Regions from separate parts of the Homo sapiens genome. Here regions 1 and 2 are each linked to region 3. Evidence: chromatin contacts called from ENCODE Hi-C or POLR2A ChIA-PET data. All regions are on one chromosome and are shown on one strand. Each heading gives the region's core, a stretch centred on a gene start or an enhancer-like site at or near the end of the contact. The rest is flanking DNA. Distances are from core to core; before and after follow the strand shown.

Region 1 (4,750 bases), core at 18-2,517, 510 kb after region 3:
AGGCAGAAGGATCACTTGAGCCCAGGAGGTGGAGGCTACTGTGAGCTGTGATTGTGATTGCACCATGGGACTCCACGCTGGGCAACAGAGTGAGACCAGGTCTCTAAAGAAAAGAAAAAAATATATATATTATATATTATATATAATATATTATAGTTCACTGCTATAATATACTATTATATCATAGCTCACTGCAATCTTGAACTCCTGGGTTCAAGCAATCCCTTTGCCTCAGCCTCCTGAGTAGCTGGGACTATAGGTGCACGCCACTGTGTATACATATATACATATAATATATACATATGTGTAATATATATTACATATAATATATACATATGTGTAATATATATTACATATAATATATTACATACAATATATTACATGCAATATGCACATGTATGTAATATTACATAGAATATGTACATGTATGCAATGTTACATATAATATGTACATGTATGCAATATTACATATAATATGTACATGTATGTGATATATTACACATGATACGTACATGTGTGTGATATAACATTACATGCAATATGTGCATATATGTAATATATTGCATGTAATATGTACATATATGTAATATATTATATGTAATGTGCACATGTGTGTAATATAACATATTACATGTAACGTGTGCATGTATGTAATATAACATATTACATGTAACGTGTGCATGTATGTAGTATGATATATTGCATGTAATATGTGCGTGTATGTGATATGATTTATTACATGTGATATTACATATATGTAATGTGATGTTACATGTAATGTGTACATATATGTAATGAGATGTACATATAAAATATAATATATAGTATATAATATATAACATAATATATTGCATATAATATATAACATATATATTGCATATAAAATGTATATTACATATATATATGTATATATATATATGCTCAGCACCATGCTGGCATGTCAGTATCTAAGAGATGTGAGCTGAACCTGAAACCATCGCTGATCTGTTTCATTCGCGTTTTTCTAGGAATTTGTCCATTTCGTGTAGATTACCTAATTGGATGTCACACACTGGTTCATAATGCTACCGTGTTCTCTGATAATGCCTTTTATTTCCATACAGTTGGTAGTAATGTCCTCCTTTCGTTTCTGCGTGTAGTTATCTGCATCTTATTTCCTCTTTTTTTTTTTTTTTTTGGTTTTGCTTTTGGTCAGCCCCGCTAGAGGTTTGTCAATCACCTAGCTCTTTTCAAAGAACCAACTTTTGGTTTCGTCGACTCGCCAGTTTTTCTCATCTCTGTCTCGTTTATCGCTGCTCTGATCTTTACAATTTCCTTCCTCCTGCTGGCTTGGGGCTGCCTTCGTTCTTCCTTTTCTGGTTCCTTAAGGCAGCAGTCCTCAACCTTTTTGGCCCCAGGGAGTGGATTCGTGGAAGACAGTTTTTCCACAGACAGTGGGGAGGTGGGGGGGGTGGAGCCGGGAGGATGGTTTGGGGACGATTCAAACGCATTACTTTTTTTGTGCACTTTGTTTCTGTTATTATGACATTGTAATATATAATAAAATAATTCCACAACTCACCATAATGTGGGATCACTGGGAGCCCGGAGCTTGTTTCCTGCAACTAGATGGTCCCTGGGCTGGGTGTGGTGGCTCACGCCTATAACCCCAGCATTTTGGGAGGCTGAGGCGGGTGGATCACTTGAGGTCAGGAGTTCGAGACTAGCCTGACCAACAAGATGAAACCTCATCTCTACTAAAAATACAAAAATTAGCCAGGCGTGGTGGTGGGCACCTGTAGTCCCAGCTACTTGGGAGGCTGAGGTAGGAGAATCGCTTGAACCCGGGAGGCGGAGGTTGTAGTGAGCCGAGATCGCACCATTGTACTCCAGCCTCGGCAACAGAGCGAGACTCTGTCTCAATAACAAACAAACAAATAAAAACTAGATGGTCCCATCTGGAGGTGATGGGAGACAGTGACAGATCATCAGGCATTAGATTATTTCTGTTTGCTTGTTTTGAGACAGAGTCTCTCTCTGTTGCCCAGTCTGGAGTGCAGTGGCATGATCTTAGCTTACTGCAAACTCCGCCTCCTGGGTTCAAGCAATTTCCGGCTGATTTTTTGTATTTTTTAGTAGAGATGGGGTTTTATCATGTTGGCCAGTCGAGGCCATTAGGCATTAGATTCTCATAAGGAGCGTGCAACCAAGATCCCTTACATGCACAGTTCACAATTGGGTTCACGCTTCTATGAGAATCTGATGCCACTGCTGATGGGACAGGAGGCGGAGCTCAGGCGGGAATGCAAGCGTTGGGGGGCAGCTGTGAACACACAAGCAGTCAGGCGCCGTGGCTCACGCCTGTAATCCCAGCACTTTGGGAGGTCAAGGTGGGTGGATCGCCTGAGGTCAGAAGCTCGAGACCAGACTGGCCAACATGGCAAAACCCCATCTCTACTGAAAATAAAAAAAATTAGCCGGGCGTGGTGACGCATGCCTGTAATCCCAGCTACTTGGGAGGCTGAGGCAGAAAACTCACTTGAGCCCGGGAGGCAGAGGTTGCAGTGAGCTGAGATCGTGCCGTTGCACTCCAGCCTGGGGGCCAGAGCGAGACTCTGTCTCAAAATATGTGTGTGTATATATATATATTTTTTAAATATATATTTTATTTATAAATATGTATATGTGTTTTTATATATTTATAAATATATATTTGTTTATATATTTATAAATGCATATTTATATATTATAGATAATAGATAAATATATATTAATAAATACATATAAATATATTTTTATATAAATAATAAAAGATTGTATGAAAATATAATTTACCAGCACGGCAGGGCTTTTTGGCGTTCCCTAGATTTTGCCCCCAAGGTGAGTGCCGCATGGCCTCACCCTAGTCCCGGCCCCCACACAAATGACACTCAGGATGACGACGAAGACAGTGATGATTTAAAACCTGGCCGATGGCCGAGGGGTCGCATGTGCCCGTGGTGTCTGGTCTGGATCCTTTTACGTCCTTCTCCATGAATATATTCTCCATGGAGAAGTCCCTGCCCTCTCTCCTGTTTTCTGACCGGGAGACCAGACCTCCTTTGCTGGAGGTCAAACGGCCAGGGTGAGGTCCCTGGAGCCTGCCCTGAGCCCCGTCCTCTGGGACACACAAGTGCTGGCTGATGGCAGCGTGGCTGGACGGCAGGTGGCACGGAGCTGCCTGGGCAAGGCTCAGGTGTCTCCAGGCCGCAAGCTCAAGCTGCCAGCCATGTGGCCACGTGCCGTGGGGATTAGGTCCCTATGCTGCAGCATCTGCTGGGAGGGATGACAAGAGGCTCCAGCAATGACATCAGGCAGCTCTCGTCGGGCCCTGGCTAAGTCCCCTGGCCCTGTTCCCAGCAGCCGGGCCATCCCCACCACTGACGCCTCCCTGATCCTCAGCTCCCCCTACTCAGCGACTCAGCAGATACCTCTCCCGTGCCCCCTGCAGGCCAGGTCCACTGCTCCAATTCCTTTAGTTCTCCTAGGATCCCTGGGGAGCAGGGCTCATTGTCCCCATTTTATAGGTGGGGAAACTGAGGCTCGGCAACCAAAAGATGTGGCAAGGCCCGGGGGCTGGCCAGAGGCAGAGCGGGATTGGAGTCACGAGACTTGCCACAGAGCAGCTGGTGGTCCCTCAGGCTGTGTAGGCCACCTGCTCATCTGCACAAGCCCCTCAGAGCCCAGCAGGGCCATGGTCACTCTCCCTGGGGGACAGTCACAGAAGCTGGGGCTTGGTGAGGAGGTGAGCAGAGGTGGCCGGGAGCGGTGGCTCCTGCCTGTAATCGCAGCACTTTGGGAGGCTGAGGTGGGCGGAGATCACTTGAGGTCAGGAGTTCAAGGCCAGCCTGAACAACATGGTGAAACCGCGACTCTACCAAAAAATAAAAAAATTAGCCGGGCTTGGTGTTGGATGCCTGTAATCCCAGCTACCAGCTACTCAGGAGGCTGAGGCAGGAGAATCGCTTGAACCCGGGAGGCGGAGGTTGCAGTGAGCCGAGATTGCGCCACTGCACTCCAGCCTCGGCGACAGAGCAAGACTCCGTCTCAAAATAAGCCAGCAAGGAGGGTCGCCACGGGGGCTGGATGAGAGAGTGCCTCCCAGCCGCTCCTTCTGCTGCATTCTACCCACTTCCTGTGAGCCAGTCTCAACCCAAACACTCTTTCCCCATCCCACAGGGATTCTGAGAATCAGGGCACCCCAGACCCAAGGCAGCCACATTTCCCTTTTCCACTGAGAGCGGAAAGAGGCCTCGGCACTTCCTGGGGCAGCCCAGGATTTGGCCGTGTTTCTGCATTAGCAAGAAAAGGCGTAATGGAATTTGGATAGACAAGAAAAGGGGATGTAAGCGTGAGCAAAACCACACACTCCATTTCATTGTTAGAAATTCCATGCGTGTCATCAAAACCTCATCTTGGGACAGAGGCCAAGACGAACTCACTGTCACAAGGAACTTTGTGCACAACAAGTGTGCTGGCTCCCCTGTCACCCCCGCCCTCACCCCCGGCCTGCTGGCTGACCCCAGACACAGCAGCCTTGTGTTTCCTCCCTCCTGGTCAGCTGGTGCCTGGTAGCTGCAGCGGTGGTAGCTGCAGTGGTGTCTCTCCAGAAGGTTCTGGGGGAGAGACTGAAATTCCCATGCTTAGCCTTACAATGCCCCGGCCCCGTGCAAACCTCCAGATGAAAACACAGCCCCGGCCAGTGCGGTGGCTCACGTCTGTCATCCCAGCA
Region 2 (4,258 bases), core at 461-2,960, 440 kb before region 3:
CAACTTCCGTCTCCTGGGTTCAAGTGATGCTCCTGCCTCAGACTCCTGAGTAGCTGGAATTACAGGCACCCGCCACTAGGCCAAGCTAATTTTAGTATTTTTAGTAGAGATGGGGTTTCAGCATGTTGGCCATGCTGGTCTTGAACTCCTGACCACAAGTGATCCACCTGCCTTGGCCTCCCAAAGTGCTGGAATTACAGGCGTGAGCTACAATGCCCAGCCATGTTTTTTTATTAATTGCTCATTTTTTTTTTTTTTTTGAGATGGGGTCTTGCTCTGTCACCCAGGCTGGAATCCAGTGGTGTGATTACAGCTCACTGGATCCTTGAACTCCTGGACTCAAGCTATCAAGCCACCTGAGTAGCTGGGCCTACAGGCATGAGCCACCAGGCACAGTTGATTTTTTTTTTTTTTTTTTGGAAATGGAGTCTTGCTCTGTTGCCCAGGCTGGAGTGCAGTGACAGGATCTCAACTCACTGTAACCTGTGTCTCCCAGGCTCAAGCGATTCTCCTGCCTCAGCCACCCAAGTAGCTGGGATTACAGGCTGAGCCACTGCGCCCAGCCAAATTAAAAAAAATTTTTTTTCTGTTGAGACGGGGGCTTACCACATTGCCCAGGCTGGTCTTGGAATCTTGGGCTCAATCGATCATCCTCTCACCCCACAGCCTCCCAAAGTGCCAGGATTACAGGTATGAGCCACCACTCCTGGCAGTCACCCACATTTTAAAAATAAGAGATTGCAAGCAGGGCACAGTAGCTCACGCCTGTAATCCCAGCACTTTGGGAGGCCAAGGCAGGTGGATCACCTGAGGTCAGGAGTTTGAGACCAGCCTGGCCAACATAGTGAAACCCTGTCTCTACTAAAAATACAAAAAGTTAGCTGGTGTGGTGTTGCATGCCTGTAATCCCAGCTACTCGGGAAGCTGAAGCCTTTTTGTATTTTTAGTAGAGATGGGGGTTTCACCATGTTGGCCAGGCTGGTCTCGAACTCCTGACCTCAAGTGATAACACCCACCTCGGCCTCCCAAAGTGTTGGGATTACCGGTGTGAGCCACCGTACCCGGCCTCTTTCAGGTCTTTCTTCAGATGTCACCACCTCAGATTCTGGCCACCCTTCCTGAAACTGCACACCCTATACATACACCGCCCTTGGCTACCGAATTTTTTCTCGTTAGCCTTTTTCACCATCTAATAGGTATTGCATTTACTTATCGTGTTATTTTCTGTCTCTATAACAACACTGGGAGGCGTACGAGGGTAAGGGCTGAAGGCTCTCTTGTCCTCAAGGCCATGTACTATTTATTACATACATGAATGAATGAACGACTGCATTTCTTCCTTTTTTTATTCCTCACCTACTTAAGGTTCGAGCTCCCTGAGCCCATTGGCCAACACCTCTGGAGTCTGACCACGCCTAGAAACACTGCGCATGCTCCGTTGCTAGCCAGCCCAGGCAGGGCGCTGAATCGGCACAAACCAGTCTCACTTCTTGTACCGCAGTGGGGAGGTTGGAGAGAATTTTTTCCCATGAAAGGGCATACGTTGCCCGTCCCCTTCCCCGAAGAACGCACTAGGAATACTGTTCCTGCGTTTGCATGAGCTGTGGCACCAGCACCGACTCAGCCTTCCGGGCCTCCCTCATGCACGGAGCCTCTCACTAGGTCTCACCCGCGGCTGCGTTGGTGCCGTCCGGCACGGTCACGTGGGCGAGAAAATGGCGGCCCCCAGACCGCACTGCGGGCGTCGCGGCAGGTGAAGCGGTGGTGGCAGAGGCGCCTGCGGTTACTGGCCGGGCCGACGGGTCCTGAGTCTCCAGAGCTCGGTGAGGCGTCCCGGAGGCGGCGATCACGGTGTGGGGCCCGGGTCTGGCGGGCGGTGGCACCGGGAGCGCCTCGTTAGGGAATCCGGTCTCAGGGATTCGTTGACTGTGGATGGGGCGGGTTAAGGGGTCTCGAGTCCCGGCGATCTCTTTCCTCTGGGATTTTTTACATGAAAGAGTGCCCACCTCACGTCCTGAAGCTCCTATGTCGTACGGTTGGGTCTCAATGGTCCCCAGTGCCCTGCCAGCTCGCACAGGCCTGCCCTCTGGTTTCTGATGACCCCTCTTTAAAGGTGTCACTCTCCTTTGATGGTCACCTGTGCTTAGGTGGCTACACTGCCCTCGTCAAGCCCAGGCAGCCTTGCTGACGCCACTGTTCACCAGAGAGGGCTGCCAGCATGCCATAGCCAGCCTGTCTTGAGATGAAGCATCCGCCAGGTTCTCAGCCGATCTGGAAAGAGAGGGGTCCCTTCTCCCCTTGGCTGTGTTCTTTTATCCTAAGTCATTCAACAAAGCGTTGGTGGTTTAGAGCCCGACTCTGGAGCCAGACTTCCTGGATTCCTAACTCTTCACGCTGCTCCCAAGCAAGTTCCCAAGCACAGTCCCAAACTGTGCCTCAGTTTCCTCACCTGTAAAATGGGGACAATCTTAGTAACTACCTCACAGGGTAGTGATGTAGATCGAATGAATTAATGAATGTAAAGAGCATGGAGTGCCTGGCGCGTAGCAAATGCTACATAAGTGTCAGCTGCTATTGTCACGGTTGTCGTTTTTATTTTATTTATTTATTTTGAGACAGGGTCTTGCTTTGTAGCTCAGTCTGGAATGCAATGGCACGATCTCGGCTCACTGCAACCTCCGCCTCTCGAGTTCAGGCGATTCTCCTACCTCAGCCTCCCGAGTAGCTGGGATTACAGGCGCCCACCACCACGCCCAGCTAATTTTTGTATTTTTAGTAGAGATGGGGTTTCACCATGTTGGTCAGCTGGTCTCGAACTCCTGAACTCAGATGGTCTGTCCACCTCGGCCTCCCAAAGCGCTGGGATTACAGGCGTGAGCCACCGCGCCCAGCCGGTTATTGTTTTTATTGAGGCCCTACTGCGTGCAGGTCATTGCACTAAGTGCTGGGAATACAACAGTGACCAAGATAGACTCAGTCCCAGCCTTCAGAGTTCTATTCTAATGAGGGATAAGACCAATCACAAGCAACTAAACCAATACTTTCCAATATGATATCTAGGAGTCTTAGGCGCCGTGGAGAAAAATAAAGCTGAATAAGTGAAAAGAGATGGAAGAGTAACATTGTCCATTGTGATCAGGGAAGGCTTCCATGAGGAAGTGATGTTGGAGACCCAGGAAAGCAAGAGGATGAGCACGGGTGTTCCTGGACCAAACTGAGGGTCGGGCTGCTATTTCTCATGGTCCAATAACGAGATGCAGATTAACTGGGGAGGAAGAGAGTTTTTATTTCTGTAACCGGTTACAGGGAGAAGGCCTGGAAAATATCGCCAGACCAACTCAAAATGACAAAGTTTTCCAGAGCTTATATACCCTCTAAGCTCTCCATCTACATGTAACTGAGCATCCATCTAAAGACTTAAAGTGACTAACTTCTTTTAATCTATAACTAAGATCTGAATCCTGAAGACTTTCCTTTGGAACCTCAGTAAATTTACTTAATCTAAATGGGTCCAGGTGCTGGGGTGATCACCCTTATCTCATCTCCAGTGGGTCCAGGTGCTGGGGTGATCATCCTTATCTTGTCTCCTGCTAAATCATGGAGGTTTGGGGAGTTCTTCAGACACCCAGTAAAACTTGTTTCATCCTAAACGGGTCACATTAAGAATTCCTTCGTTATTGGCTGGGTGTGGTGGCTCAAGCCTGTAATTCCAGCAGTTTGGGAGGCTGAGGCGGGTGGATCACCTGAGGTTGGGAGTTCGAGACCAGCCTGACCAACATGGAGAAACCCTGTCTCTACTAAAAATACAAAATTAGCCGGGCATGGTGGTGCATGCCTATAATCCCAGATACTCGGGAGGCTGAGGCAGGAGAATCACTTGAACCCTGGAAGCATAGGTTGTGGTGAGCCGAGATAATGCCACTACACTCCAGCCTGGGCAAAAGAGCGAAACTCTGTCTCAAAAAAAAAAAAATTCCTTCATTATCTTGTCATGCCTTAAGGCCCAGGAAAGGCCTGGGCAAAACTCTTCATGGGCTTTTGTTACATTCCAGCCTTTGTATGAGGGCACTGGCTCTTTTAGCTTTTAATGTTTAACTTAACCACTCAGTCAGTGCTGAAACAGTTATGGAGGCCTGTGTTAGTGAGGCCTGGCCTGCTACGTGGGGACATCTAGGGAAGAATGTTCCTCATGGAGATCACAGCAAATGCAAAGGCCCTAGGGCTGCACTGGGCCTGGCGTGTTGGAGGAACAGCGAGG
Region 3 (4,236 bases), core at 1,737-4,236:
TCCATGTTGGTCAGGCTGGTCTCAAGCTCCTCACCTCAGGTGATCCGCCTGCCTCGGCCTCCCAAAGCGCTGAGATTACAGGTGTGAGCCACCACACCCGGCCACCAAGTAGTAGTAATCTTAAAAATCCAAAATCCTAATCCTTTCTAGCCTCATCTTTTTTTTTTTTTTTTTTTTGAGACAGAGTCTCACTCTGTCACCCAGGCTGGAGTACAGTGGCGCGATCTTGGCTCACTGCAACCACCACCTCCCAGCTTCCAGCGATTCTCCTGCCTCAGCCTCCAAGTAGCTGGAATTAGAGGCGCCCGCCAAAACACCCCGGTAATTTTTGTATTTGTAGTAGTGACGAGGTTTCACCATGTTGGCCAGGCTGGTCTCGAACTCCTGAGCTTGTGATCCACTGGCCTCGGCTTCCCAAAGTGCTGGGACTACAGGCATGAGCCACTGCTCCCGGCTTACAAAAAATGTTAAAATTAGCTGGGCATGGTGGTGCACTCCTGTAGTCCCAGCTACTCAGGATGCTGAGGTCGGAGGATCACTTGAGCCCAGGAGTGGGAGGCTGCAGTGAGCTATGATTGCACCACTGCACTCTAGCCTATGCAACAGAGGACTGTGTCTGAAAAAATTTTTTTAGGCCGGGTGTGGTGGCTCGCGCCTGTAATCCCAGGACTTTGGGAGGCCGAGGCAGGCAGATCACGAGGTCAGGAGATCGAGACCATCCTGGCTAACACAGTGAAACTCCGTCTCTACTAAAAATACAAAAAATTAGCCGGGCGTGGTGGTGGGCGCCTGTAGCCCCAGCTACTCGGGAGGCTGAGGCAGGAGAATGGCATAAACCCGGGAGGTGGAGCTTGCAGTGAGCCGAGATGGCACCACTGCACTCCAGCCTGGGCCACACAGTGAGACTCCACCTCAAAAAAAAAATTTTTTTTTAATAAAAATATTAAAACACTGCTTTAAAGATTATTAATCTTGATCACTGAAGGCTATCACCCTTACCTGCCAAGGTAAGGAGCCTGGGGTTCCAAGTCTATTTTACAGATGGGAACACCCAAGGCCCAAATCAATTGCATTCATTCAAGGGAGCAGGCTGCCTAGTGGATGACGATGATGAAGAGACTGTGTTTCGCACCTGCCAAAGGGGGACCTTAATGTCATAGCCTTATTTCAGTAGCCTCTTTGGGACCTGTTCTCTGCGTGGCAGAGAGAGGGATCCTTTAATAACCGCCACCAGGTCCCATCCCTCCTCTTCCCACGGCTCTCCAGGATTCCCACCTCACTCAGAGCAAAAGCCCAAGTCCAGGGCCAGGCGCAGTGGCTCACACCTGTAATCCCTGCACTCTGGGAGGTGGAGGCGGGAGGATCACCTGATGTCAGGATTTCAAGACCAGTCTGGCCAATATGGTGAAACCTGTCTCTACTAAATATACAAAAATTAGCCAGGCGTGGTGATGCGCACCTGTAATCCCAGCTACTCAGGAGGCAGAGGCAGGAGAATCACTTGAATCCGGGTGGCAGAGGCTGCAGTCAGCCAACATCACATCACTGCACTCCAGCCTGGGCAACAGAGTGAGACTCCATCTCAAAAACAAACAAACAGCTGATCACGGTGGCTCACGCCTGTAATCCCAGCACTTTGGGAGGCCGAGGCGGGCAGATCATCTGAGGTCGGGAGTTCAAGACCAGCCTGACCAACATGGAGAAACCCCGTCTCTACTAAAACTCCAAAATTAGCGGGGCGTGGTGGCACGTGCCTGTAATCCAGCTACTCGGGAGGCTGAGGCAGGAATCACTTGAACCCAGGATGCGGTGAGCTGAGATTGTGCCATTGTACTCCAGCCTGGGCAACAAGAGCGAAACTCCATCTCAAAAAACAAACCAACCAACCACCAGGTCCCGTCCCTCCTCCTCCCACAGCCTTCCAGGGCTCCTACCTCACTCAGAGCAAAATCCCAAGTCCTCCCCAAGACCCACAAGTCCTTGCTGGACTGGCCTGCTTCACCAGCTACAGAGTTAGCAGGGCCCAGTGCAAAAGAAAACTCAAAGGCCCCTTGTTCAAAAATGATTAGAAATCTCAAAATGCAGCAGTAAATATTAACCCAAGCACAAGCCCTGCTGTGGGGTGGGGGGGCCCTGGACAAAAGCACGAAGCCCCCGGCCCTGCCTCCCTCCGGCCTTCCTGACCTCCCCCCGGGCACTCTGCTGCCAGGCACAGTCCTGCCCCAGGGCCTTTGCACCTGTTGGTCCTGCCTCTGACTACCTCTGTACCCCATCCCCCTGTTCTCCCTCCTTCTTCAGGTCGCTTTAGGGGTGGAGGAAGCCGTCTCTGATCCTCCCTCCCACCTCTTTAACTTTGCACCTTCCTACCCTGCCATTCTCCCGGCTGGTTTTTCTGCAGAACTGTCCCCACCATCTGACCTGCCAGGAATTCAGCTTGTGAATTTGTCTCTGTCTGTCTCCAGGCACCACCACCAGGGCAGGGACCCACCCCCGCCCCGCCCCACCCCAGGGCCCTGGAGCAGCGGGGCCTGGCACACAGTAGGCGTTCTATAAATGTGTCACAAGAATGGCTTCCCTCAGGAAGGCGGCATTACCGCTGCCTTTCTGCAGAAAAGGAAACTAAGGCTCAGCAAGAACCACCGCCCAGCCAGAGCCAAGGTCACAGAGCACGTCCGTGGCACGCGTCCAGGTCGTGCCACAGCAGGGCCGGCGGCTTCGACGCGGGCAGCCGGGTCCCTTTTCTTTGACAGATGGGGAAACCGAGGCCCGGCCGGCTGCCGGGTAGGAGAGGGTGGCGGGGGCCGCTGCCCGGGGCGGGGGCGGGCCGGGCCCAAGGTCACCGCGGCGGGCGGGCCACGGGGAGGCGGGCCGGCGTGGGGATCCGCAGGCCTCCCCGGGCGCGCGCGTCCCCCCCCTCGGCGGCGCGCACGGGGCACGGGCGGCGGCAGGTGGAGCCGAAGCCTCCGCAGCAGCCGAGCCGCGGCCACTGCCGGCGTCGCCGCCATTAGACAATAGCGGTGGGGCCGGGGAGCGGGGAGGCGGGCGGCGGGGAGGGGCGGGGAGGGGCGCCGGGCGCGCAGGAAGCGGGGCCCGGGGCGCGCCGGGGCCGGGCGCGCGGGGAGGGGGCGCAGGAAGCGGGCGAGGCCGGGCGCGGGAGGCGGCGGCGGCCCCGGGAGCTGCCGATCGGCGCCGGGACAAAGGCGCGGCCGCCCGGCGCCCCCAGCAGCCCGAGCCGGGGCGCACAGCCGGGGCGCAGCCCGCGCCCCCCGCCGCGATTGACATGATGTTTCCACAAAGCAGGCATTCGGTAAGCGGGGCCCGTCCGGCCGGCGCCCCCACCCCGGATCCGGGCCCTACGCCCCCGACCCCCGGCTCCCGGCCCCGCGCCCCCCAACCCCCAGGCCCGGTGCCTCCGGCCCGGCGCCCCCCCCAACTCCCCGGCCCTGTCTTCCCTCTCCAGCTCCCAGCCCGGCGCGACCCCCCTCCCCTCCTGCCGCCGGCCCCCGGACACCCCCCCTCCAGTTCCCGATCCACCCCAGCTTCCGGGCCCCGAGCCCCCCCGCCGCAGCTCCCGGCTTGGCGCCCCCCCCCCCCAACCCGCCGGGACAGTCAGGGCCTCGGACGGCCTTGGCCTCGGGCCTGGGGCGCTCCGGAAGCCCCGCGAGGCACCTCTAGCCCGGGGATCCTTTGGGGGCCTGTGGTGGGGGGGGTGATCCGAGGCGCACCCCTCCCGGAAGAGCGTGTCCCCGAGGAAGGGCGCTGGGAATCTGGGGTTGGGCCCCCCCGGAAGATTTCGAGCACCGAGAGAGAGACCCCTCCCCCAAGAGGACTTTGCAGGGAGGAATCGCTGCCCCCCAACTTGGGGAGGGGGCTCCCTAGGGCGCGTTTCTACCCCCCTCGGATGTGCACTCCCTCCCGGCGCTTTGGAGGGCGGTAGAGGGCGCACCCTGCCCCCCATCTAGGGCGGGCCTTAAAACGCACCCCCACTGCCTGGGGGTGGCGGGGGACGGGGCGGCTCCGGGCGCACCCACCCGCTCGGCTTCCCCCGGGAGAGGCGGGGGGCAGGAAGCGCGGGTGGGGTCGCGCCAGGGGCCGTAAACACGGGCCCAGGAAGTGGGGCAGGAGGGGGGGCGCCGCAGCTGCGCGGCCGCTCCCTCCTAGCCGGCCCTTGAGGGGGGTCCAGCCCACGCCTGGGCCTGACCCGGGCCGCCCCATCCCTACAGGGCTCCTCGCACC

Evidence for each region. A loop is a pair of places that touch in the nucleus more often than their neighbours do. ChIA-PET counts read pairs that join two places held with the same protein, here RNA polymerase II (POLR2A). Pooled maps may share reads with other maps.
Region 1: a loop to region 3 is called in a map with no recorded cell type, with 4 times the contacts of the local background. The contact joins the enhancer-like site here to the promoter of TLE5 in region 3. A Hi-C loop is called at or near these places in 1 of 37 single-sample maps with no recorded cell type and 1 of 50 pooled maps. POLR2A ChIA-PET finds 5 or more read pairs at or near these places in 2 of 52 experiments (WTC11 and activated CD4-positive, alpha-beta T cell).
Region 2: a loop to region 3 is called in a map of CD4-positive, alpha-beta T cell, with 5 times the contacts of the local background. The contact joins the promoter of DOHH here to the promoter of TLE5 in region 3. A Hi-C loop is called at or near these places in 2 of 168 maps with a recorded cell type or tissue (both CD4-positive, alpha-beta T cell), 4 of 37 single-sample maps with no recorded cell type and 10 of 50 pooled maps. POLR2A ChIA-PET finds 5 or more read pairs at or near these places in 1 of 52 experiments (BJ).

What each region holds. Positions count from the first base shown.
Region 1 is chr19:2,549,553-2,554,302 of GRCh38, reverse strand. All of the region lies in intron 3 of GNG7 (G protein subunit gamma 7), which reads left to right. Among named protein-coding and RNA genes, the nearest start is that of GADD45B, 76 kb to the right of the region's middle. Within about 2 kb of position 1,267, at least 12 of the 41 ENCODE cell types and tissues checked have a DNase peak (open chromatin) inside an H3K27ac peak, as active enhancers do.
Region 2 is chr19:3,498,126-3,502,383 of GRCh38, reverse strand. It overlaps DOHH (deoxyhypusine hydroxylase), which reads left to right and starts at 1,710. Exons shown (of 5, transcript NM_001145165.2): 1 at 1,710-1,823. LOC105372245 (a long non-coding RNA gene) reads right to left here. Exons shown (of 4, transcript XR_936262.3): 4 at 1,333-2,449. RefSeq lists an enhancer at 1,599-1,708.
Region 3 is chr19:3,061,245-3,065,480 of GRCh38, reverse strand. It overlaps TLE5 (TLE family member 5, transcriptional modulator), which reads left to right and starts at 2,986. Exons shown (of 7, transcript NM_001130.6): 1 at 2,986-3,307; 2 at 4,224-4,236. The coding sequence starts at 3,281. RefSeq lists silencers at 2,771-2,980, 3,903-4,172.